Linked DNA regions of Homo sapiens: region 1 is linked to region 2. The links are chromatin loops, found by intact Hi-C in ENCODE. Cell type or tissue: tibial artery. All regions are shown on one strand.

The links. Hi-C counts contacts between places; a loop is a spot of excess contacts. Peaks named below come from ENCODE experiments on the same cell type or tissue, not always from the same donor. Only the 100,000 strongest peaks of a DNase experiment are listed, where the experiment ranks them.
Region 1: it touches region 2 in a loop (5-fold over the local background); 21 of 110 quality-filtered maps call a loop at or near these places.

Annotation. Positions count from the first base shown.
Region 1 is chr20:8,758,723-8,761,222 of GRCh38, forward strand. It overlaps PLCB1 (phospholipase C beta 1), which reads left to right. Exons shown (of 32, transcript NM_015192.4): 25 at 1,685-1,738. Among named protein-coding and RNA genes, the nearest start is that of RNU105B, 71 kb to the right of the region's middle. In tibial artery, a CTCF peak has its summit at 1,080 (motif pointing right); no DNase peak of the experiment used is centred here.
Region 2 is chr20:9,392,503-9,395,002 of GRCh38, forward strand. It overlaps PLCB4 (phospholipase C beta 4), which reads left to right. Exons shown (of 40, transcript NM_001377142.1): 18 at 1,086-1,176. Among named protein-coding and RNA genes, the nearest start is that of LAMP5, 120 kb to the right of the region's middle. In tibial artery, a CTCF peak has its summit at 981 (motif pointing left); no DNase peak of the experiment used is centred here; H3K27ac peaks cover 279 bases.

The DNA of each region.
Region 1 (2,500 bases), 630 kb before region 2:
TGTGTGAGTAAATAGTCATGTGTTCCTGAAAGTAAAAGAGAATTTAGCATTTTCACATTTAATTTTTTTAACTTGATATTTTGGAATAATTGAACTTACAGAAAATATTTTTTAAATGGCACAGAATACATTGCAAAAATAACCTCTTCTTCCCCTAAAGTTAACATCTCACGGGATCATGGGGCAATCATCAAAACCAGGAAAGTAACATTGGCATGATACTCTGACCTAAACTGCACAATTTATTTGGACTAACCTGCTTTCTACAGTAATGTCCTTTTACTGTTCAAGATTCCAACGCAGGATCCCAAATTGTATTTTATTGTCATGATTCTTTAGTCTCCTTTAATCTATGGCAGTCCCACAGTCTTTCCTGTCTTTCATAACCTTGGTACTTTGGAAGAACTCTGGTCAGTTATTTTGTTGAACATCCCTCAGTCTGGGTTGGTCCGATGTTTCCCCATGATTAGGTTGAGGGCATGCATTTTGACAAGAGCACCATGCAAGTGATACTCGCCTTTCTCAGTGCATCACATCACGGATATATGATGTTGCTGGGTCTCATCACTGATGATATGGGATCACTTGGTTAAGGTGGTTTCTCCACTGAAAGTTATTATTTTCCCCTCTTAGATATATTGGGAGAGCTACTTTGAGACTATGCAAATATCCTGTTCTTCCTTAAACTTTTGCTTACTGATTTTTAACATTCACCAATGGATCTTTCCTGTAACAGTTATTACTGCCTAGTGGTCAACATTTGACTTTTATTTTTATTTTACTTTATTTTATTTTGAGACAGAGTTTGGCTCTTGTTGCCCAGGCTGGAGTGCAATGGTGTGATCTCAGCTCACTGCAACCTCTGCCTCCTGGGTTCAAGCGATTCTCCTGCCTCAGCCTCCCAAGTAGCTGGGATTACAGGCGTGCACCATCACACCCGGCTAATTTTATATTTTTAGTAGAGACGGGGTTTCGCCATGTTGGTCAGGCTGGTGTCGAGCTCCTGACCTCAGCTGATCCATCTACCTTGGCCTCCCAGCGTTTGACTTTTAAAAGGTCACTTGTCATTCCTGATTTAGCCAGAAGATGGCGATAGCATTGCCTAAACTGAATTTGTTCCAAGTGGATGTCTTTTCTCTTTTCTCTCGTTATAAATGGGGCATATAATATCACATTTTTTTTTTTTTTTTTTTTTTGGAGACAGACTTTCACTCAATCTGTCACATAGGGTGGAGTGCAGTGGCATGATCTCAGTCCACTGCAAACTCCACCTCCTGGCTTCAAGTGATTCTTCTGCTTCAGCCAACCAGGTAGCTGGGATTACAAGTACCCGCCACCATGCTCCGCTAATTTTTGTATTTTTAGTAGAGACAGGGTTTCACCATATTGCCAGGCTGGTCTTGAACTCCTGACCTCAAGTGATCCGCCTGCCTCGGCCTCCCAAAGTGCCGGGATTACAGGAATGAGCCACTGCACCTGGCCTAATGTTACATTTAATTAGGTTTGTCTCAAAGCTGCAAATGAAGACTTTTTAAGAATAATTTTTATAAAGAATTTTCTCACACAATTTGTCATTTCTCTGAAAAGAGATTTAGATTCAAGGCCCAAATATGTTTGTTTGTTTACAGGAAGAATAAAATTTAAAAAGTTGAAGAGGCTATTTATTTTATCTTTTATATTACAGGTTCTGTAAAGGCACCTGCCAAAACAGAAGATCTTATTCAGAGTGTCTTAACAGGTAAATGCCACCCTTTCCCCCCATGGAATTAAGCAGCTCAGTGTTACACAGTGGAAGTATTTAGAGGAGAGGAAATTTCCATTCATATCTGAAAAACAACATCATTAATATTTCTTCTTCTAAAAAATCTAGAGACATACACTTTTAGTTTAGTCTACATGATATGATATAATCACAGAGAAGTAACCATACTTTGTAGCTAGAACCCTACTGGCATAAAAATAATGTAGTTTCACAAGATAGCTATTTCAGCATCAAAGAATAGTTTCATGCTGGAAATGTAACCCAGTGAACAAGAATGCCTGTCTTCCCAAATTGCCAATAATAAACTATATTTTAGATATGCAGAATATGATCCATTTGTGAGCATAAAATGCACAGTGTTTAAGAACTGTGATACAGTTTGGAGTTATTTTATATTTGGTTAGTCACATAAACTAGTGGAACTAAAATTGGTACAAGCTTTGTGCAGTACAATTAGCAGTATGTAGTGGAATCTTAAAAATGTTTATAATACTTGGTTCAATATACAACAGAAATGTACACACACGTTCACCAAAAGCAGCACCACTGGTAAGGGCCAAATCTAGAAACAACCCAATGTCCATCAGCTGTAAGGTAGGTAAATAAATTGTGATAAATTCCTAGCATGGAACAGGAGGCAACTGCAGGAATAAATAAACTCAAGTCACACACAACATGGATAAAACTCAAGCATAATGTTGAGGAAAAAAGTCAGACACAAAAGAACATATTCTGTAG
Region 2 (2,500 bases):
AGTTCTAGGAAGTCAGCATGAATAGGCCTTATATTCCCTGCCTCAAGACCCTATTCTCCTTTGAATACAGGACAGGTGTCTGGGGAAGCATGGGTAATATAAATGGGAATAAGACCTGCTCCAAAAGCTAAAGAGCTTTCAACCTTGGGAGTGGGAGCAGGACACAAATGTGAACACATAACTAGAAAAGAAGATGGCGTATGGTGCTTTATTTGTTGGAGGTGTCCTGGTACAAGAGAGATCACTGGGGAATGGGCCAGTTATACCACGCTGCTGGAAGGAAACAGCATTTCAACAAAGGGTTTTATTTGAGGCAAGACAGACATATGAGTGCACAGTGCCTTACATATAATAAGTAGTATAAAAGCAAGTTTTGAAAATGAATGGATGGGTGGAGGGGTGGGTGGGTGGGCATATAGAGAGATGGGTGGAGGAATGGGGAATGGAAGACTAGATACAGGACGGTTCTGTAGACCAGAGGTGATAGCATACAGGGGCACCTCCTTTGCAGATATAAATCTAAGCAAATGATGCTGTAGTCAAGTTCAGATTCCAGGAATTGGAACAACTCCCTTCTTGATTCCCTTATCAAACCTACAAAACCACAAAACCACAATCTCAAGTGTTGAGGGTTGGGTCAGCCTACTCAGCAGACAGGCTTACTATACAGCCTGACACTTGGGGGGATCTGGGGGGCCTCTCACTTGGGAAAGCTAATTCTGAACCCAGCCATCACAATTGTCCCTTGCACTTTACCAGATACTTAAAAGGTGCAAGGCCCTCTGGGGAGCAGGAACCCCTCCCCGGCACATCCCAGGCCAGACCCCTGCTCCACTGGGGAGGTTGGAGCAGCTCTGCACACCTCTGGAAACTATGTGGATTTCAAGTTTGCAGCACTAGTCTAAGGAAAAGCTCAATGGGTGTGCTAATTTGGGTTGGGGAGTGAAAACAGAAGGCTGTGCCGCCTGCCATCTAGTGGGTGTTGGGTTGCATCACTCCCAGGCCTCCCAGGCTCCTCCTGGACTGGGAAGGAGAATGGAGAAGCACAGCCCTTCCTTAATTCAGCTCTTTCTGTTTCTCTCTAGCTTGAACCAGGCAGGGCTTTGCCATCCCCCAATGACCTCAAAAGAAAAATACTCATAAAAAACAAGCGGCTGAAACCTGAAGTTGAAAAAAGTAAGTGAAACACACACATTTATAATGGAAGCATACATAACATGTGTGGACATTTCAGCTGTTGAGAATTCAATTTATTTTAAAACCACTGATTTTTGGGGGAAGGGTGTAGGGGTGATGTTACAGGTACTTTTCAGAGCAAGATTGCCACATTTCCATTTAAATTTAATTTCCATATCAATTAATTCATGCAGTAGGAAAAGCATATCTATATATTCAAATGCCAGAATTTGGAGAGGGCCCAAGGAAAATTGAGAGGAAAGTAGAAGCATTTTAGAATTTCTCAAGATATAAGGAACCAGCATTTTATAATTTTATACACTCTAAAGTCCTCATAAGTTTCCCTTTTCAGTTTGCCCCGTGCTCTATACCTATCTAGGGATACTAGGTACATATGAGTGTGTGACTGTGTATATGTGAATAGAGAGATCTAGAGACAAATGATTTTATATAAACATGTTTCCTTTTATTCTCCCAGGATGATTTCCTTGAAAATATTTTCTTTCAGAGTATATCCTAGTTCAGTGAATTAATGGTATCAAATATTGGCATGATTACACTTCATTTTCCCCCCAAGTATTCTAAATGAAAAATTTTAAATTATGTTAATGACAGTTTATTTTATTACAAAAGCAATAATGCCATAGAAAAATCAAGACAATGAAAAGTGTAAGAAAGTAACAGCACTAACATATATTATACACGTATTCATATACTATAGACACATGTACGTAATGTACATGTGTAGATATATACCCACATTTTTAACATGACTGAGATCATATTAATGATACTGAGTTTAAATTTTTAAAATTTAACCAAGTAAGTATACTTACATCAGCAGGATATACATCTACATACTAACTTTAATCCTAATGTATGAAACACTATATAGAATTTAATATATATGACATAGAATTGTATGCATTTATTATAGCATGATGTAACGAGTCCCAAGTTGATGGATTTTCACTACTATAAACATGCTTGAATGTTATTTTGTATGTTTGTGCAACCCTCTCCTTGAAATCAATTGGTGCAATTAGAGTTATTCAGCCAAAACGTATATATATTTTATATTGTGATATAGTTTGTTATGCTTTCTTTTAGGAAAGTTCTACCACCTTAGACTCTTCACCAGTCATATATGAGAGTGCCTGTTTCCCACCAATATCCTTAATGCTGGCTGTTGGCCATTTTTAAATGTGTGTCCAACTCATAGAAAAAAATTGGTACCTTAGGGGTTTTTTTATTTGTGTGTCTTCAATAACTCCTTTTTTGCATATTACTATTTGTGGTTTGTCCCTATGTGTTTTCCCATTTT